Regions from separate parts of the Homo sapiens genome. Here region 2 is linked to region 1. A link is an interaction called in ENCODE POLR2A ChIA-PET data of the cell type or tissue named here. Cell type or tissue: MCF 10A. All regions are shown on one strand. Each heading gives the region's core, and the rest is flanking DNA. Links, peaks and the distances in the headings are about the cores only. Region 1 overlaps IL22RA2 (interleukin 22 receptor subunit alpha 2). Region 2 has its middle 61 kb from the start of IL22RA2.

What was found. Peaks named below come from ENCODE experiments on the same cell type or tissue, not always from the same donor. Only the 100,000 strongest peaks of a DNase experiment are listed, where the experiment ranks them.
Region 2: POLR2A ChIA-PET joins it to region 1 with 5 read pairs; 5 of 35 experiments call an interaction of 5 or more read pairs at or near these places.

Annotation. Positions count from the first base shown.
Region 1 is chr6:137,156,471-137,167,552 of GRCh38, forward strand. IL22RA2 (interleukin 22 receptor subunit alpha 2) reads right to left here. Exons shown (of 7, transcript NM_052962.3): 2 at 5,219-5,344; 3 at 1,877-2,012; 4 at 289-384. The coding sequence starts at 5,279. Among named protein-coding and RNA genes, the nearest start is that of IL22RA2, 12 kb to the right of the region's middle. In MCF 10A, for the core only: no CTCF peak of the experiment used is centred there; DNase peaks (open chromatin) are centred at 4,521 and 5,671.
Region 2 is chr6:137,106,980-137,118,061 of GRCh38, forward strand. No RefSeq gene overlaps it. Among named protein-coding and RNA genes, the nearest start is that of IL22RA2, 61 kb to the right of the region's middle. In MCF 10A, for the core only: no CTCF peak of the experiment used is centred there; a DNase peak (open chromatin) is centred at 5,182.

The DNA of each region.
Region 1 (11,082 bases), core at 2,616-7,615:
AATAAGTCTTGAACTTAGCTGTAATGACAGACTTCTCTTTTAAAATAATATCTCATTGTTTATCCTATTCTAAACGCAAGGGATATAACAGTATTATAGCCCATGAACTGGATACACCAAAGTGAAAGTTTTCAAAATTATAAATTTGTCTTGTGCTGTTGAAAATCCCTTAGAGACAGGAATGGATTCAGGTATTCTGGGGTCTGAAATTTATACAATCTTGGTCCATTTAATGTTTCTATAACAGAACACCTGAGGCTAGGTAATTGATAAGGAAAAGAGGTGTACTTAGCCAATGTTCTGCAGCCTGGGAAGTTACAAGAAATGTGCTGCCAGCATCCACTTGGCTTCTGGTGAGAGCTTTTCATGCTGCATGAGAACATGCTAGAGAAGGTCAATGGGGAAAACAGATCGTGTGAAGAGGCCAAACTCAAGGGGCATCCTGGCTTTACAACAACCACTCTCATAGAAACATTTCCATGACAAATTCAGTCTTGCAAGAGTGAGAACTCACTCAACTGCAGCAATAATGGTACCAAGCCATTCATGAGTGCTCCATCCCCATGACCCAAACACCTCCTACGAGGCCCTACTTCCAACACCACCACACTAAGGATCAAATTTCAACATGAATTTTGGTGGAGACAAACTCAAACCATAGCAGCTTGGGAGTCCTCTTTAGGAAAAGATTTATAAATATAAAATCCTTGCATTGGGGTCCTGAAGTTTAATCTTCATTAGATTCATGGTAAAACAGTTTCTAATCTTCTTAGTACTTTGGACCACAAATAGGTCCACTTTTGACCTATTTATACTACTCCAGGGGAAGCATAAAAAGAGTACCAATCTTTACTTTCTGCATGCTGAAAGTATCTCCAGCAATGCACAAATCTACTTTTGTAATGGAGAAACCTTCATTGTAAAGATTTGTACATTTTACAATCGCTACATAAAATATGTAGAGAGAAGTCGTAGCGGTTAAAGATGGAGATGCTTCTGGGGATATTCCTTCCGAAATTAATTAGCAGGAAAATCTGACCTAGGACCTACCCCATGCTGGAGAGACATGGATGAATTTATGGGATAAAAATTGCTACTTTGGCCATAGCTGCATTTGATTTCCTGAATTTCTATTGAAAAACCATGAAAGCTAAACTGTAATATCTCCTGTCTCACTGTCAGGAGACAGGATTGAGCCTCAACCCCCCTCACCCCCCCAGAAATATATGAGTGGAAAAACCTGACATTTTCAAGTCAAGAGTGTTTGTTTCCAAGCCTTGAGCCAGGAAAGGAGTAGATTATATCTGAGTTTTGGCAATGATCCAGCAGGAGTAGCCTGAGGATCACACGAGAGGAACATGCAGCAGCGTGTTCCAGTTTGTGTTCATGCTTACGAGAGTCATTAGTTTTTGAAAGGAATTTTCTAAATAGTAAATCCACTCTGAAAGTGACTTTTAAATTAAAACCTTATTTTACACACTCACCACCATGTTTGCCACAACTTCTTTTTCAACTACCGATAGTTTCACTCACTGAGTACTCGCTATGTGCTAATAAGTTGCTTCCAACATTCGCCTGACAAATCTATATTGAGAACCCACCATGTGCCAGGCTCCTCCATGGAGGCAAAGGCTGAGCCTGTGAGGTCTTGGTGCAGGTCTAGGGCTGAAGTATCTGCCCAGTGCACTGCATACCATCATGCATTTTGAGTCCCCAGGCAGCCTTCAGGGGAGACAAGTCACTGTTATCCTGACCTTGGCTTCTTCTCAACCCCTCTGAAACTGAAAAAAAGCTCGGATCCTAACACTCCATTGCATTCTAGAACATGTTATCCCAGTGCCATCTCTATCAGCTGAAGGAGGCTCAATTTACTTACATTTTGTACTGCACAAAATAGACACTGCTGTTGCCAGTAAGTGCCCTCCCAGGCTGCCATTGCAAAATGTTGTGAAAATTTCGGGACTGAAATTGTACCCTCTGAGGCTTCAGAGACTCATGCGTTGACTGAGTTCCTAAGATAATAAGAGAAGGAAGAACATTGAACGTTGCTTGGAGCACTGCTGTTCCCAGCAGTAGTTTTCAGTGGAATACCTGCATCAGGATTCCCTAAAGTAGTTGCTCTAAGTGCAGATAGTAGAGGTGGAGCCCAGAAATCAACATTTTGAATCTTCAATGCAATGATTTTGATGCACGCTAAAGTCTCAGAATAATGAGTTCCAGATCATAAACATGTACGTGATACCTTCCCACCCTATTTCCCAGGCTGTGGGGGAAGTAAATTGCATTAAAAAAAATATTGCTCTTATTTTGTTCCCAAATAGTGATGGAATATAATGACTGAGATGAAAGACCCACACTAAGACCACCAACCATCTTCTTAGGAATCACTATATTGGTACTACTCAAGCAAAATTTGCTAGTGACCACTTCTGGGCTCCAGGACCTCAGCCCAGCACTCAGTCCCTCCTTTCGCAGGTTCTTGCTCAATCTCTGGGTCCTGCTTCCAGGTAGGTCTGCCTTTGCTGTCCCACTCCTGAATGGCTGTATTTACCTGCCTGCATCCTGGCTCCAAGTATCCAAGCATAATCCCTCAGATGAAATGGTCATGCTAATGAGGAAAACTGCCCAAGACCCTGCTGGGGGGTAGTGTTTCTGAGACTAATCATGGCATGGCATGGGATAATTTTGCACTGGCATGACTTGTGCTTTCTTCCTCAAATCAGGCAACATAGGTGGTACAACCTTGCTTGCCTTTAGTTGCATGGAGGCAAGAGAATTTTGGCAAAATTTTACTTAGGGTTCAAGGTTTTTTATAAGGGATAAGAAGTTGGGCAGAAGGAGGAGTCAAGAAGCATATCTTTTTTTTTTGGATGGAGTTTCACTCTTGTCGCCCTGGCTGGAGTGCAGTGGCGTGATCTCAGCTCACTGCAACCTCTGCCTCCCGGATTCAAGCGATTCTCCTGCCTCAGCCTCCTGAGTAGCTGGGATTACAGGTGCCCGCCACCATGCCTGGCTAATTTTTTTGTATTTTTAGTAGAGATGGGGTTTTGCCATGTTGGGCAGGCTGGTCTCGAACTCCTGACCTCAAGTGATCCGCCCACCTCGGCCTCCCAAAGTGCTGGGATTACAGGCGTGAGCCACTGCACCCGGCCAGGAAGCATATCTTCTGTTTTCTCCCTGACCTCATCTTCTGTCACCCCGACCCCTGTGTTTGCAGTGTTGACTCCTTCACTTGCTCCACCATGACTCCAGTGACTCTGCCTTAGGGCCTCTGCACTGGCCCTTCCCTTTTCCTGGTCTGCTCTTCCCCTGGATTTCACATGGCTCATTTCTCCACCTCCTTCAAGTCTTTGCTCAAATGTATCACGTTATTGAGATGGTTAAAAAAACACTTCCAAGCCCATGGTCTCAGCTCTGAACTTTCAAGACTTGTTATTTTCAAATGAACAAGACTGTTTCCTCAGGCCTTTCTTCTTACCAACCAAATAGTGTGAATACTGTTATTTGTTTTTTAATTTGTTTTCACTTTTATTGTTTGGACCACCATCAGTGCATCAAATGGTGTTGTGTTCTTGGAAAGAGTCTACAGCCACAGTTGATTTTGCTCACAAAAATCACTGCCTGATCAGTCATCTTTAGAACATAAACATTCCAGAAGTTTTCAGGAGATGACAGGCACAATTTCCTGAAGGCCTGCCTAGAATTGATTTGCTAACATGAAGATAGATGGCTTAATGCCCTTAATCTCTCTGTCTATGGATTTCTTCTCTCATTTTTGTAACATCAGTGCTACCACCACCAACAGTAATAACACTGCACCAGGCACTGAGGGACTTTTATCTGCATTCACTCATTTAATTTGCCCAGCTCTTCTGTGAGGAAGGTACTGTGCATTATGGTCTTCCTCTTACAGACTGAAAAAACGAAGCCTTGGACACCTGAAGGAGATTGCCAGGCAGCCAATGGTGAAGCTGATTTTGTACCCAGACAGTCTGAGTGCAGAGCCTGCCATTACCCTCCAACAGAAAACCAAGAGCAAAGCCATGGGAGAGAGGAGCTAATGAAAGAGGCAGACCAATTAGAAGCTGAGGCTATACTTTATCTTCTTCCTTCTTCCCTCCTCCTCCTCCTTCTGGCCGGCATTCATCAAACATTGAACATATATGAACATTAACTTATGTTAGGCACTATGTTCAAAGCTTTACAACTTACTTAATTCCCACAGCCACCAAGTAAGGTAAATATTTTTATTATCGCATTCTACAGATGAGGAAGCTGAGGCTTTAGAAAGTTGCATCTCTTACTCGAGGTTACAGGTTTGGTAAGATGCAGAGCCAGGAACATTTTGGTAGCATTTGAATTCCTGCCGTATTTTGCTAAATGTGCCCTTGCTGTTACCAAGTACCAGAGTCTTCTCAAATCCAAACACTTCTGGAAGATGAAGGCTTGAATTGCTTTTATGTATTAGTCACTGGACAACTGCACCATCTTGGCAAGTTACTTAAATCACTTACACTGAGAGGTACCCATTTGTTAACTTGCATTCTTACAGGCTTGCTCAGAAGTATGTGGTGCTGATAAGATGCTCTACACTCCTGCAGTTTCCTCCACGAATACCAGAAGCAAATTCTCACCTGTTGTTTGTGGTCCCTATCCTGTGCCAGGCACTTCTCTAAGCATTTGGCATATATTAATTGATTTAATCTTCACAGTGACCTAGAATCCCCATTCTACTAATGAGGAAATTGAGGGTGTTAAGTAAATTTCCCAAGTTTTCCTAGATGGTAAATGGCAGATCTGAAATCCAGACCATGATAGCTTGGCTTAGGAGCCTGTGCTGGTAACCACCATGATTTAGTGTTCCTTCAAGGTAAAAGACATTCTAAGGTGAGTGAGAGCCAGAGAGAAAGAGAGAGGGAGAGAAAGAAAGAGGGAGGGAGGGAAGGAGAGAGAGAGAGAGAAATGGATGTACATTTGTTCTGTATGAAGTCTCTGCACCCTCTAGAGAGCCTTTTCTTTAGTGGGAACTCATTAAGTACATGTGGGGTCATTCAAGCTGCAGATAGACACTAACCCCATGCCTGCTCTGATCATTTAGTGACATCAAAAGCTGCAGCCTTTATAAAGTTCAAAAAAGCACCAGTGCCATTTCCAACAGATCCTTGATTGGACTCAGATGACAAAGCTATGAGCAATTAAAAAGAAACAAAGCACTTACCTGCTACACCAGTAAGGAAGAAACTGATGAGGAAGCCTAGAAAGCAATGTTTAGGCATCATGGTTGCAAGTGTGACTGTTCAGGCAACCAGTGTTCCTTTTAACCAGCTCAGGACCAAAGAGGAAACTGTAAAATCCACAAACAGACAATCACTCCCGGGTTTAAGGCAGATGGTTCCTTGAAGCAACTACAATTTTATTTTGATACTACATTATATTATTTTATTTTAGGAAAAATATGAAAGTATAAAAATCACTTCAAAAAACATTTGCTGTCACTTTTATGTGGAAGCTCGTTTTATTGGGAAGCTCGTTTTTTGTTGGGGCTTCATTAGCTGCAGAAAGGTAAAACACTGAGGATGGGCAGATCTGAAGGGCAGGGCAGTGCAGGGATTGTGCAAGTGGCAAGCAGGTGAGTGAATGAAACAACTAGTGGGGCCTTAAGGGAATCTGGCCCCAGGAGGCGGAGAGGCTGCCAAGGACTAGGACTTGGCTGCCAGGGTGATTTTGAGTAATGTGCTTGGCATTTGCAGCTATCGGGGCCCCTGGCAGTGGTTCAAAGCAAGAGGGGTCTATCGTTGATTCACTCTTTTCCTCTCTTTTTGGTAGGTCCCCAATTAATCTCCCTGCTATGCCCCATACCCTTCCACTGCATCTGGCTCTCCACGGGGCTCCCTGCCGTACTCTTCAGCCTTTCCCACTCCATAGTGGTCCTGGGCTCCATTTAGCTAATGCCTCTTCCTCTTCCATTTTCACACCCAGTTTCCAGTGAGCTGGAGAAAGATTTTGAGCCTGTCAAACCACATGATTCCTTAAAAAGATGAATGGGGAAGACACTCCTTTTGAGCTACATTAGATCTTTTTCACATTGTCTTTGAAATCTGATTGAAGCAGGTCATCTGTTCTCTGTCTATGATTCATTATATCATTCTTCTTACCATTTTTTTTTACTACACGTGTTTAGAGATACTAAAATTATACATGAAAGAACAAAAAAGTCATGTTCCATAGTGAACAGGTCTGTGCAAACCTACCCTTAAAGTCCAAGGAAGCTGAGAGGTCAAAGAAAAAGGCTGACATATCCAGTTTCTCAGAAAGAAACATTTCGTAGGGACTTATGAACAGAGCCATGTGTGTGTCCTGGACAGTGGCAAGACAAGATGGTGGACCCTCATGCCATTACCCTGTAGACCTGAAGAAGGAATTAAGGAAATCAACTATAACCTAATAGTAGTAGTAGTAATAGAAATTTTAAAATCCTCTTAAAGTTGCTGCAAAGTGTGACCCCCCACCTTACACTCAAGTTAAAAGGGAATATTAACAGCCTGTCTTCTCTCTGTGGACAGTGGACCTTATCTATACTTCCCAAATCCACATTCCTCAGAGTTTATTACAGGCCCAGTGAGTTCCTGCATGACTGCAGGGTCACAAGACTGATAAGTTTAGGTTGCAAGACATGTCTTTCTCAAAATATAACAAATGTTGTAATGCTGCCTTTGTTTCTTGCTTCTGTATCTCGCTTCCTGCCTCATGTAGTTCCCACCTTAAGATGTTTAAACGTAGGAAAAGCCCTTTGCTCAGGGCTCAGACTTTCTGGACATATGTGCTACTGATCACCTTAATTTAGTAAACTCTCCTGAACCTTTTTCGGTCTCTCCAATCTTTGGTTGTCCCACAACATTTCCGGGGACCAGTCTGGGATTGGAGATGGCAGATTTTCGTCTCCTTTGCCTGTGGGTTAGAGCCCCAGGACATGGGAAATCTGGGGTCCTTGGTGCCACCGGGAGAGTTTTAGCCCAGAAGGAGAACAGCCCTTCCACGTTCTGGAGCCTTCCTCCAACAGTGCAAATGGAACCAGTGGAAAGGGTTGCAGGACAGTCACAAGAACAGTGCATAGACATATGAACTGCAGTAAGGTTTGGGCCCTAAGGCAAGACCCGTCCCATAAGGATGGAAGGGGAGCCTGGTCACCTCCAAGGGCATGACAACTAGTCTGACCCGAGGGGGTTGGGACAATGGGAGAGGCCCATTGATTCAGATGAAACTCACACCCTAATTGACACCAGACGTAAGTGGGGCTCATGAGTCGGTCAGAAAGGAAAACCATTTTGGGGATGGGGGAGGTGTGTGAAAGTGTGTAAAAGAGATGGTCTCGGGAGAGACCAAGGCGGGGTTGATGTGGGGAGGCACAGATCTCTTAGCGTGGACTGTGTGCTCCCAGGCGAGTGTGGGAAAAACCAGACCTAGGACACTGCATACGGCCCAGAGGACCAGCTCCACAGCTGCAGCTAGCTGTGACAGGAATTAAGGCATGCTCCTGGCTAAGCAGTGTCCGAACCTCCTGTAATAGGACCCAGTCTGGTGGATCCAAGAGTGAAAGTGAGAGTGAAAGTGCATCACAAGGGAGGAAACAGGAGGAAAAGCGTCAAAGCCTATTCCACTGGAGTGCGTGCTGAAAAACTTTAAAAAAAGTTTTAATGGTGACTATGGGGTTAAGCTAACTTCACAGAAACTGAGAACTTTTTTGAGATAAAATAGCCATCTTTTAATGTAGGGTGGCCAGCCAAGGGGACAATAGACAGGGAGATAATTGGCCGAGTGTTTCGGGTGGTCACCAGGCTTGGAGAACAGCCCGGGCACCTGGATCAGTTTCCGTATATTGACTCCTGGCTAAGTATAATTCAGACCCTCCCTAAGTGGCTGCAGGCCTACTTTGAGATCTACTGTAAGACTCTAACGGCCAAGACAAAACCAGGAACAATAGAAAGAAACTGCAAGGCATCAGAAAAAGAAAAGTCACAGGAAAAGCAGTAAAAACCTGTCCTACAGGCCCCGCCTGAAGAGTTAGAAATTCCACCCCACTATGCACCAATTTATCCACCTCTGGCAAAGCTTAGACAGAAGGCTGCCCCGGCTGCCTCCGGAGACTCAGACTCAGAAGGAAGCACCCCTCAGGCAACACCACGCAGAGAGGAGCCAGAGCCCTTGACTGAAAAGCCAAGGGAGGAACTCCAGGGTGATGAGGTCGGCCGCCTTAGGTCGGTCCGTGCCCAAGCAATGCAGATGCCACTCTGAGAAACATGGGGACAAATTTATTTGAATGCACAGAATGAAGTCCAAGGGGGAGAACAGCTCTTCTTTTATCAGCCCTTCTCTACTACTGATCTCTTAAATTGGAGACAACATACTCCCTCCTATAGAGAGAAGCCTCAGGCTCTTATAGATCTAATGCAGTCCATTTTCCTAACTCACAATCCTACCTGGGTTGATTGTAAACATTTTTTTCTGTCATTATTTAATATGGAAGAGCACCGTAGAGTTATACAAGCTGCTCTCCAGTGGCTGGAGAAAAATGCATCTTCAAGCACAGGAGATATCAGGCAGTATACACAACAAGCACTCCTGATAGAGGCTGACCCAGGCTGGGACCCTAACCAGGCTCAAGGGCTACAAGTTTGCAGCAGTATTGAGAGGCACTCCTAAATGGAATAAACGCTGGAGAGAAAAAGGCCACCAATATCGGAAAGGTCTCAGAGGTTCGCCAGAAGCCAGATAAAAGTCCCGGTGAATTTTATGAGAGGCTGTGCGAGGCTTACCAGCTTTACATGCCACTTGACCCAGAGGCTGCGGGTAATCAGTGTATGGTTAATGTGGCATTTGTAAGCCAGGTGCAAGAAGACATCGGAAGTTAGAAGGGTTTGAAGGTGTGAATATTACCCAGCTTATCCAGGTGGCTACTAAGGTGTTTGTAAATCAGAAGGAGGAGGCCAAGAGAAAAGCTAGATGCAGAGCTAAGGAAAAGGCAGACTTGCTGGCGGTGGCCTTAGTTGGAAGAGAAACTGGTTTTGTGAGAGGATGTGGTCGTGGTTGCGGTCATGATAGAGGACAAACTAGGTAAAACCAGGAAGCTAAGCCAGGACAAGAGGGCCAACTTAGGCTTAAGGGAGATCAATGTGTGAGATGCAAGCAGATGGGACACTAGAAGAATGAATGCCAAATTTTCCGGTGCCCTTGTTAGGAAGAGATTTCCTCCAGAAATTGCAAGCACAAATCTCCTTTATACCAGAAGGGCACATGACTCTAAATCTAGGTCAAAGAAAAGCCATGATAAAGACCCTTACTGTCCCAACAACAGAGGAATGGTAATAATTTGGGTGCCCCACACGGTTGTCACTCTGATGGAGCAGAGGGGACATTGCTGGCTTTCTAACCCTAGAATGTTAAGATATCAAGGGCTTTTGTGTGAAATCCCCTACCTAACCTTGGAGACTATGAATACTCTAAATCCGGCCACACTGCTGCTGATAGAATGGGCGGAGCATGGAAAGCCCCCATTGTGTGGCCCAGGGTATCACTGTTGTGTGGAAACTGTGGATGAAGTTTTCTCAAGCTGAAAAGACTTAAAGGACTAGCCCTTAAAAGACCCACATGTTAAATACTTTGCTGATGGAAGCAGCTTCATATCTAAAGGTTTATCAGTTGGGCTGGATATGCAGTGGTAACACTGAATTCAGCAGCTGAAACCTGCCCTCTGCCGGCCGGAACTTTAGCCCAAAGAGCTGAGATAATAGCTGTCACTAGGGTGTTGCTTTTGGCCAAAGAAAGTCGGTAAACATCTATACTGACTCAAGGTATGCCTTTGCCACTTTGCATGCCCATGGAGCCATATATAAGGAAAGAGGATTGTTAACTACTGAAGGAAAGGAAATCAAAAATAAAAAGGAAATAGAGCAGCTCTTAGAAGCTGTATGGGCTCCAAAAGAAGTAGCAGTCATCCATTGCAAAGGGCATCAAACAGGAGGACATGACAAGGCCAGAGAAAACAGAAAGGCAGAAAGAGAAGCCAAAAGAGCTGCAATGACAGCGATAACTAAGAAGGAAGAGGAAACCCTTACCATGCCCTTATTGGAGCTTCCTCTTACAGAACCCCCTAACTACTCCTCTAATGAAAAGGCTTGGTTTGAGCAGGAAAGTGGAAGTTACCAGAAAGGAAGTTGGTGGAAGTTCTCAAATGGGAGGCTCGCCAGCTATCCCAGAAGCAATAGCCCCTGGTTCATAAAACAGTTTCATCAAGGAACACATATGGGAAAAACTGCATTAGAGACTCTTGTAGGATGGCATTTCTATTGCTGAGCCTAACTGCCATCACTCGAGCCATTTATGAGTAATGTTTAACTTGTGCCCCAAACAATCCACAGCAGGGGCCAACATGGCCCCCAGGGATTCAAGAAACTGGAGCTACACCCTGTGAAAACCTGCATGTGGGCTTTACTGAGCTGCCTCGAACCGGAGGCTACCGGTGCATGCTAGTGTTTGTCTGCACTTTCTCAGGGTGGGTTGAGGCATTTCCCACCAGGACAAAGAAAGCTCGGGAAGTAACCAGAATCTTACTAAAGGACATTATTCCTAGATTTCGACTGCCTCTAACTTTAGGATCAGACAATGGCCCAGCATTTGTGGCAGAAATAGTACAACAGCTAACACAGAGGTTAAAAATCAAATGAAAACTGCATACAGCTTATCACCCATAGAGTTCTGGAAAGTTGAAAGAATAAACCGGACACTCAAACAGCCGTTAAAAAAGTTTTGCCATGAAACTCATCTAAGATGGGATCAGGTGCTGCCCATGGTCCTTCTCTGAGTCAGGTGCACCCCTACTAAATTAACTGGGTATTCACCCTATAAGATAGTGTTTGGCCGACACCCTGATCATAACTCAGATAAACGGGGATTTAAAAAATTGGGGAATTAACCTTAAGAAGGCAAATGCAAGCCTTAGGTGAGGTCTCGCAGGAAATGCAAGGATGGGTAAGAGAAAGAATACCTGTTAGCCTCACAGATGCAGTACAACCCTTCTAACCTGGA
Region 2 (11,082 bases), core at 3,255-8,254, 49 kb before region 1:
TGAGAGAAGTCTCTCTCTTGTCCCCCAGGTTTGAGTGCAATGGCTTTTTCTCTGCTCACTGCAACCTCCACCTTCTGGGTTCAAATGATTCTCCTGCCTCTGCCTCCCAAGTAGCTGGGATTAAGGCGCCTGCCACCATGCCCAGCTAATTTTTGTATTTTTTAGTAGAGATGGTGTTTCACCATGTTGGCCAGGCTGATCTCGAACTCCCGACCTCAGATGATCCACCTGCTTTGGCCTCCCAAAGTGCTGGGATTACAGACGTGAGCCACTGCACCCGGTCCCTCCCTCCTTCCTCCCTCCTTTCCTTCCTTCCTTCCTTCCTTCCTTCCTTCCTTCCTTCCTTCCTTCCTTCCTTCCTTCCCTCCTTCTGTCTCTCTCTCTCTCTCTCTCATCTCTCTCTAGTTTTGGAACTGCCTATTCTAACCCTTTATAACTTTCCTGTTGAGTTTTTGGTAAGTTTTAAAAATAAATTTTAATGAGAATTTTATAGATGCATAACACTTTTCCAAGTATAGTATTCCTGGGTGTCACTGAACACCACAGGTGGGCAAACTACAGCTTGGAGGCCAAATCTGTCCTGTAAATGGCATTTTATTGGAACACAGTCATGCTCATTTGTTAACATATGGTCTATGGCTGCTTTTGCCCTACAACGGCTGAACTGAGTGGTTTTGACAAATATTATATGGCCTTGAGTCTAAAATATTTACTCTCTAATCTTTACACAGAAAAAGTTTGCTGATTCTTGCCCCAGACTCCATGAAAGAATCTCCAGTGTTGTGGGCTGTACACGTATATTTTGAAAAAAGCTTCTCAAGTTTCTAAAGTTTGAGAAGCATGTTTGGAAAAAAAAGTATCCAAAGTTTGAGAAACATGATTTAGTTAGTAGTAGAATACAGAAAGGCATACTTTCCCATCAGACTCCTTTTCACATCTTCTGCATTTCTTCCCCTTTTCTTTCCACATCTGACCACCCCAAACCAAAGTTTTAAGAGAAACATCTAGGGGGTTTCCAAGTTAGTATGGCTAGTAATAATCTGTCTTATTACTCAGGCATTGCAAAATTCCTTAGCTGTAGTAAAACTTTATAAACAGTAAAAATTTGGGGCAAAAGCAAAAAATGGACATTTCTCACATCTTGAAAAAGAAAACACAATTCTTCTCTTTAGAAAATAATATTGATATGCACAGTTGTACATGTGAGTGCCTAGACATGTATATATTAGCATAATGATGTGTGTGTATGTTTATGCATGACACACATGGAAACATATACATTGGAAGCACCGCTTTGGATCAAACTCATGATTCAGACAGTCCAGTATATTGTTTCTAGTACATGTCTCCAGCCACCCTCAAACCTGCCAAGACCAGCTCGGTTGGGGAGACCCTAACCCAACAGCGCTAGAGGAATTAAAGACACACACACAGAAATATAGAGGTGTAGAGTGGGAAATCAGGGGTCTCACAGCCTCCAGAGCTGAGAAGCTCAAACAGAGATTTACCCACTTATTTATTAACAGCAAGCCAGTGATAAGCATTGTTTCTATAGATTATAGAGTAACTAAAAGTATTCCTTATGGGAAACAAAGGGATGGGCTGAAATAAAGCGATGGGTTTGGCTAGTTATCTGCAGCAGGAGCATGTCCTTAAGGCACAGATCGCTCATGCTATTGTTTGTGGATTAAGAACGCCTTTAAGTGGTTTTCCACCCTGGGTAGGTCAGGTGTTCCTTGCCCTCATTCCGGTAAACCCACAACCTTCCAGCGTGGGTGTCATGGCCATCACGAACATGTCACAGTGCTGCAGAGATTTTGCTTATGGCCATTTTTTGGGCCAGTTTATGGCCAGATTTTGGGGGGCCTTTTCCCAACAAAACCTTTCACAAACAAGGAAATAACCACTTAAACATCTGAAGCTTTCGATGTCAATCTCAAAGTTACAGGATTAGTCTGAATGATCCTACTTTCCCTTAGTACTCCATTTGACTCTGTTATTTGTGACTTTATTAGATCCTCTTTAAAAGGTATTTATATATTATCCCTACTCTCATTCCACTCCAACAAAGTGCAATAGGGTTCTGCTCCTAAGGACAGAAAACACTCCAGGGGACGGCATGCAATTATTACTTAAGTCACTAAAGCAGCATTTATTTTCTGTGTTATTTTCTCTCTCATTGCAGGAAATGTTTCAATACCACCTGAATTTCAGGCAAATGCTCATATAAAGTTTTTTTCCCTAAATGTTAATAGATTTAATTTCCTAAATGATGAGGAAATTCTGTATTTGCTGCACTGATGGCCTAGAATCTTCTTATGTGTGAACTAGAATTTCAAACAGCTTCATAACTTAAAAGGTAGAATTGAAGCATACCAAAAACAATGTAAGCATTGCATATGTTCCTTTGGCTTGGAGTTTAGAATTGGTATTTCCTTTCAGATGGTGCATTTATTGCCAAAGATTCAAGGGACTATGTTTCATTTAATAGGTGCATTATGTTAGAAACAGTAATCTGGATCACAGAATTAATAGATTTTTCTAGAAATGGAAATATTATTATTATTCAGAAAAAGAAATTAGGTGCTTCATAAGATTTCTAGGCTCTTAGCAAATGAATTGTGGAATTTAATGGGCTGGCCATGGCCCCTCTGTTCTGAATATCTTATGTTAAGTTCACTGTGTGGGAATTCTATGTTCATGCCCAGTTTGAGCCATGTGCAGAGCTATAGATGATCCTGTATTAAGATGTCCTTTAAACACAATGCACACACTGAGATGTTTTGACTTAATAAAGTGAATATTAGTTAATGTGATGGTTAATTTCAGACATCAACCCAAAAGGGCTAAAGGATTCCCAGATAACTGGCAAAATATTATTTCTAGGTGTGTCTGTGAGGGTGTTTTGGGAATAGATTAACGTTTGAATCAGTGGACTGGGTAAAGAAGATCCACCCTCACCAACGTGGGCAGGTGTCATCCAATTCGTTGAGGGCCAGAATAGAACAAAAAGGTGGATGAAGGAAGGGGTTTCCTCTTTCTTGAGCTGGGACACCCATCTCTTCCTGCCCTTGGACATTGGAGCTTTTGGTTCTCAGACCTTCAGACTCTGGGACCCAGACTAGCAGCCTTTGACTGAGTTACACCATTGGCTTTTCTGGCCTTTAGAGTCACACATCATCAGCTTTCCTGATTCTCCAGCTAGCAGATGGCATATTGTGGGACTTCTCAGCCTCTGTAACTATGTGAGCCAATTCCCATAATGAATCTCCTTTTATATCTGTCTATCTATCTATCTATCTATCTATCTATCTATCTATCTATCTATCATCTATCTGTCTATCGTCTATCTATCTATCTTATTGGATTTGTTTCTCTGAAGAACTAGGACTAATACAGTTAACTTTTTTTTTGTTTTTTTGAGACAGAGTCTCGCTCTGCTGCCCAGAGTGGCACGATCTTGGCTCACTGCAAGCTCTGCCTCCCGGGTTCATGCCGTTCTCCTACCTCAGCCTCCCAAGTAGCTGGGACTACAGGCGCCCGCCACCATGCTCGGCTAATTTTTTTGTATTTTTAGTAGAGACGAGGTTTCACTGTGTTAGCCAGGATGGTCTCGATCTCTTGACCTTGTGATCTGCCCGCCTCAGCCTCCCAAAGTGCTGGGATTACAGGCGTGAGCCACTGCACTTGGCCCACAGTTAACATTTTTTTAATCTTCAAGGTTTTAAGATTGATATTCCTTATCCTATTCAATACAGATTTAGTTTACCTGTTCATTTCATCCTTAGGTTTCAATAACTTTTATTTCATCACTGATAACACCTCTTTTTCTTAGTGTCTCTCTTCACTCATGTTGATCATGTAGATCAAAGGCTGGTAAACTATTGAAAGTATAGCAGCAAAAGAAAAAATAAATACATTAGTCTACATCAAAATTAAAAACTTCTGTGCATCAAAAAACACAATCAACAAAGTGAAAAGTCAGTCCACAGAATGGGAGAAAATGTTTGTAAATCCTATATACGATAAATGGTTAATATTCCAAATATATAGAGAACTACAACTCAAAAACAAGAAAACCAAAAAACTTGATTAAAAAGTGGGCAAAGGACCTGTATAGACATTTCTCCAAAGAAGATGTAAAAATGATCAATAAGCACATGAAAATATGCTCAACATCATTAATATTTAGGGGAATGCAGATCAAAACCATATAACCCCTTATACCCATTAGGATGGCTACTATTAGAAAAAAACCCAAAATAACAAGTATTGGTGAGAATGTGGGAAATTGGAATGAAGCACTGTTAATGGAAGTGTAAAACGGTGCAGTCTCTATGGAAAACAGCATGGTGGTTCCTAAAAAAATTAAAAATAGAATTACCATATGATTCAGCAATGCCATTTCTGGGTATACACCCAAAAGAATTTAAAGCAGGGACTTGAAGAGAGATTTGTTCACCCATGTTCATAGCAGCATGATTTGTAATAGCCAAAAAATGGAAGTGACCCAAGTGTCCATCAACAGGTGAATAATTTGTAAAGCATGTTAGTGATTTCTTTCTTTGCTCCTGTAAGGCTATCTATCCATCCTGCACAATTCCTTGAGGAATTATCTGTCTAATCTACTTATCTATTGCTGCATAGCAAATTATCCCTAAAGGTAGCAATTTAAGACAACAAAGATTTGCTTTCTCATATAATTGAGAGTTGGGAATTTGGAACAGATTAGTTGGTACATGAAGTTGCATTCAAGCTGAGCTGGGGATACAGTCTTCTTAAGGCTTAACTGAGGCTGGAGGATATAAACAGAAACCCAAGCTCATTCAGGTGGTTGCTGGCAGAAGGCTTCAGTTCATCACATTATGGATTTCTCCATAAGGTTGCTCATGACATGGCAGCTGGTTTTACTTAGAGGAGTGATCTGAGAGATAAAGATTGGAGATAGAGATAGAAATAGAAGTATAGATATGTAGATATGCAGTAGTACCCTCTTAACTGGGTTTCGCTTTCTGTAATTTCAGTTACCACTGCCAATTGCAGGCCAAAACTCTTAAGTGAAAAATTTCAGAAATAAACCCTTTGTAAGTTTTCAGTTGCATGCCATTTTGAGTAGCATAATGAAATCTTGCACTGTCCTGCTTCATCCTGCTTGGAACATGAATCATTCTTGCGTCCAGTGGATTCACACTGTATGTGCTGCCCAGCCATGAGTCACTTAGTAGCTGGGTCAATTATCAGATGGCAAAAACATAGCGTATGTAGGGTTCTGTACTATCTGCAGTTTCAGGCATCCACCGAAGGTTTTCCACTGGGGAACAGATCCTCCGTGGATAGACGGGGTGGGGAATACTGTGTATAGTGTCTTTTATAACTCAGTCTCAAAAGTGACATGCTCTCATTTCTGCTATAATGGTCAGGTCTGATATAATACGGGAGGGGACTACACAGGGTGTGAATCGTAGGAGGCAGGGATTTTGGGGGCAGTCTTGGAATCTGGCTACCACACCTACTGACGCTTTGTGACCCCTCAAGTTTCAGCCCTCAGTAGCCTACCCTACAGCAAATTCCTCCCGGAGTCTTCCAGCTCCAGTAGCCCTCTTGTATTGAGTTCCTTCAAGACAGCTCATACCCAGCTACCAATTCGTCTCATGAGAAAATCGCTGTCTCTGCCATATTGAGTGGTAGAAACACAGACTTGTGCTCCTGCCTCAACTGTACCCTTGTGCTGCCATCACGAGCGGCTTTAGAAGAGTCTAGAAAATTCCCATTGTTTGTTTTCTTTAACTATTTTGCTATTATTTCCAGATAAGCATCATTATACTTGATTAAATAGACATAAAATATTACTGTTTTAAGAACATCACATCGGTGTTTTCTGTTGGTGTTTTCTTGCCTTTAATACTATTGATTGACTACCATTTGTTCAGTCTTTTCAGTTAAATAATTTTATGTGTGCAAGTGATGTGTTATGATCAGTAATTACTTCTTCATTTAATAAAGAATGTGAAGTTGCAGGGATTCTGTCTGAACTGATTAAGCTGTGCATTTGATAATATTTTTCTTGCTTATTTTCATTGTTTTCACCAGTAATTAAATTTTTATGAAAGATTTTAAAGTCTAGTTTCTCCCATTGTTTTCAGATTTTGAGTTTAAGCTAACCATTTCTTTGAAGATGTTCTTACATATCTTTTTCTTTTTACCTCCCCCATCTCCTTTTTTTAAATTTAAATTTTAAGTTCTGGGGTACATGTGCAGGATGTGCAGGTTTGTTTCATGGGTAAATGTGTGCCATGGTGGTTTGCTGTACCTATCAACCCATCCCCTAGGTATTAAGCCCAGCATGCATTAGCTATTTTTCCTAATGTTCTCCCTCCCTCCCACTACCCCACCTCCCCCAACAGGCCCCAGTGTGTGTTGTTCCCCTCCCTGTGTCCACGTGTTCTCATTGTTCAACTCCCATCCCCCACCCCTTTGATACATGTTTGATCAAGTCTATCATTACACAGATGAAAAAATTATATAAGATTTGTTTTATATTATGAAATCCAGATGATCAATTCCTACCATATTCTTGACTTGTAGTTATTCTCAATGATTTAGTATTAAAAAATATAATTGTGTTCAGACTGTTTGGATTTTAAATATATTTATATCTATCTATAATTAAAATAAATAATAAAGGGAAATATAAAAATTATAATTTCATTTTTAAAAAGTTATTTTTCACTAACGTATTTGGGATATCTTGTTAAAATAAAAGGTAAAATAAAATTAAATAATAAATTATATGTACAATTGGTGAGATTTTAGAATCAAGATGGTCTAAGCTGAAACAATGTTTTGTAATTTTAATTAAATCTTACTACATATATTAATGAAAATAACACAATTTATAATTATAGTGTTCCATCTTGCTTTAGTTGTCTAGATAAGTAATTGACATATTACATCTACACCTATTAGATATAGTTTTAAGAAAAAAATGAATTGTTCAATGTGGAAAAGTATTTCTTAGCTACTACTATGTGCAACTGCTGCACATCTCACACTAGTTTGTGAAAGCCTCTAAAACATGTTTTGGAGCATGAACAGAAGCAAGTAAATGGATGCTGCTGGAACGTGGTGCTTCATGATGCAAACATTTATTAGTTTAATGCTGTGAGGAAGGAACGATTTGGCAAATAGATTTTTCTTTTCTCTTTTTAAGCACTTCTACCTCGCAAGTCCTCATTGATGTCTGAAGCTGTCTCTCTGGCATACTCCATAGCAGAATCCATCACTCTATACCCTACTTTATTTCTAGACATAGGGTAAGAGATGTGAACTACAGTTATTCCTGTGGTATAACTGGTATTGGTCAAGAGAGCAGGTGTTTCGAGTTATGGGTTACACATGCCAGCACATTGGATGTGGTGTACAATATATGTTCAATGTATTTTTACTGAGTCAAATCATCTGTAGTAATTAGGTCACCTTAACTGAGACTGGATCTAGTGCTACTGAGGCCATGAGACTCAGAGCAGAAGGAGGTTGACAGATTGTTTAACTTCCTAGGAGCTTTAATGTTTGAAGAAAATATGTTCTTAATGGTTGTTTAATGTTCAATTAATAAATAATTTAAATTTATTAATCAATTGCCTTTTTTTTTTTTGAGACAGAGTCTCGCTCTTGTCACCCAGGCTGGAGTGCAGTGGTGCAATCTCAGCTTACTGCAGCCTCCGCCTCCTGGGTTCAAGTGATTCTCCTGCCTCAGCCTGTGGAGTAGCTGGGACTACAGGCATGTGCCACCACGCCTGGCTATTTTTTTGTAATTTTAGTAGACATGGGGTTTCACCATGTTGGCCAGGCTGGTCTTGAATTCCTGACCTCAGGTGATCCACCCACCTTAGCCTCCCATAATGCTGGAATTACAGTCGTGAGCCACCGTACCCTGCCAATCAATTGCCATTTTTAAAAAGGTGACATTTCCCTAAAGGATTACATGGCACTTACACAAGTAATAAAAAAAAGTCTTATGAGTTTTACCAATTAGATTCCACCAAATATTTAAACATTTATTAAACATTTAATTAAAGGCCTTTACATTTTAATTTAAATGAAGATTCATAAGTACTTTAAATCCCATAAGAAACACAAATGTATAAAACATTGCAAAGTTTACAAAACCAATTAAAGATGTTATACCAAAATGATTATGAGCAGAAGAGATAAAATATTACTTTTTGTTCTTATCCTGCACATTCCTAGGGTTTTATTTTTTACATTTTCTAGGGGTTTCAATAATCCTGCCAGCCATTGTTTTATTACTAGCTTATGATTTTTGTAACCCTACCGGACCCAAAGAAAAATGAAGGTTATTGCAGGATAGCTGACATTGCAGGTTCTTTGGTAGAAATCACAAGTTTTTGAGTGGCAACATCCAAGAAATTCAAACCCAAGTGTTGATAACAGGCTGAGTCTGTTTTATAAAAACGTACTCATTTCATTATGGAACTCGCAGGTCCTTGCCTTTTATGAAGATTCTCAGTTTTTGAGATGTGTCTTTCTTCAAATGGGGTATCCTTTAAGTTTTTGAGAATAGCTGTACATTTTGGTATATAGACATAGATTCCTGATATTTTAAAAATACAAGTGTTTATCATTAGTATTTTATTAAAATTAGTAGCTATAATTAGTAGAAATTTTCCTTCCCTAGAAAGTAGGAGATTGAGTTTTTCTGGGTAGTTTTCTTCTCTAGAACATTTGGTGAATATGTCCTTTTGGAAGCCTCCTGCGGCCTCTCTTTGTAATTGATCTTACTATGAGAACCCACATGTGCTGGGCCTTCCTCTCTCTGCCTGTTGTATAAAATCAGCAGAGCTGATCAGATCTTCCTGTTCTTGGCAGGGTTCCTACTTTTCTGGGATTGTTTGGTTCGCTCACATGTTTTTGTTCACCCTTTCCTGTTTACATAGGCAGAAACAAATACATATACAGTTTGAAATATATAGAGATGCTTAATTGAAGAACAAAATCTCCATATCACCTTTTCATATATTCATGATTTCTTCAATATTTTTATATTTGTATTTATATACATTTTTAAAATATTTTTATATTTTATATGTTATATATTTAAAAGTCATTAAAAATTAAAACCAATTCTTTTCATTTTATTATTACAACCAATTTTTTTCTGCATGTTATGCTGACTTTTCTCTTTTGAGCTTTGCTTTGAACTCATTCTCAAATTGGCATAACTTGGCTGACGGGAAGTAAGCTGCCTTCTACTTCAACCTTTTAGCTCTGCCCCGATTTTCTTATGACAAAAATAGTGTCGTAAGAAACATCTGGGTTTTTTCTTCCATACGGACTCATTGAAGAGTCCTGTAGCTTTGAATTGGAGATTAGTGTTAGAGACCTAAATCTGAGGGTTGGGATGCATCTGAGAATTGTGAACGGTGAGAACTGTCACTGCTACTATGGATTGAATGAAAGGTAATGATATTTTTGAGGTTATGGCTCCACATTAATCTTCCAAATTTATCCTTGTGCCATATCTCATTTTCATTACAGTAAATGATTTTTTGACCTACCAAGATATCCTTCAACAGGCCGGGCATGGTGGCTCATGCCTGTAATCCCATCACTTTGGGAGGCCAAGGCGGGCGGATCACCTGAGGTCAGGAGTTCGAGACCAGCCTGGCCAACATGGTGGAACTCCGTCTCTACTGAAAATACAAAAATTAGCCGGGCATGTTGGTGGGCACCTGTAATCCCAGCTACTCTGGAGGCTGAGGCAGGAGAATTGCTTGAACCCAGGAGTGGAGGTTGCAGTGAGCTGAGATCGTGCCACTGCACTCCAACCTGGGTGACAGAGCAAGACACCGTCTCAAAAAAAAAGAAAAAAAAATTAGCCAGGGACTACGTGCCTGTAGTCCCAGCTACTCAGGAGGCTGAGTCAGGAAAATTGCTGAACCTGGGAGGCGGAGGTTGAAGAGAGCTGAGATTGCCCCATTGCACTCCAGGCTGGGTGACAGAGCCAAAAAACAAATATCTTTCAACAGTGACAAAGCAGAGCTTAGTGAAGAGAGATAGTGCTTTTAGGGGATTAGTGAGATCCTCTAGCTGGATCATCCAGAGGAAAAGATTTATGTATGTATGTATGCGTGTTTGATGTGATATGTGTGTGTCATGTGGTATGTGGTCTGTGTGTAGTGTGTGTGTATGTGGTATGTGGTATGTGAGTGTATGGTGTAATGCATTGTGTGTGGTGGGTATATGTGTATGGTGTGTATGTGGTGTGGTATGTGGTGTGTGTGAAGTGTGTATGTAGTGTGTTTTCTGTGTGTGGTGTGTATGTAGTGTGATGTATATGTGGTGTATGGTGTGGTATGTGTTTGGGGGTTGTGTATGTGTTGTGTGTATGTTGTGTGTGCATGTGTTGGGATAAGAAGAGGGAGATTGGTTGAGACTTAAGCTAAGATGGGTATGGCATGCCCAAACAGTCTTGAAATTTTTGATATAAAGTTTTATTTTTTCCTATCTTTTGATGTTGATTGAATTAGGGTAGTGGTTAGTATTGCTTTTGAGTGTTGATTTTAGAAGCATTTTAGGTTGAGTCAAAGGGACAAACAGTATATCAGCATCACTCTTTTTTTGCCAGCTTTTTTTTTTTTGAAGCAAAAACAAAATTCCAATTCCTTAAGAAGAGCAAAACATGCACCCACATGACCACTGCTTTCAGAGAGAAAGTCTTGGTGGGGAGCTATGGTGACACTCATTTAAGTGACAATGAAGTTACTTACATACATTCAGAAATTTATACAAAGAGGGCTTTGTGCATGGAGACAGGCGGGCCAGGCACATCCTGGTAGTGCAACAAGCCCTTGGAAATCTGGGCACATCTTGTCTTTCTACTTTCACATCCTCCTGTATATAGGGGCTTTTGTCCTTATTCTTGTTGCCTCAGGGTTAAAAGATGCTTTCTGCACCTCACAAAATGCTTTCTGTCGACTCTACTATCAGGAACTAGGGGAAAGAGATGAGGGTGAAAGTTGTGGCAGTACCTATTTAATAACATAATTAAAGTATTCTTGA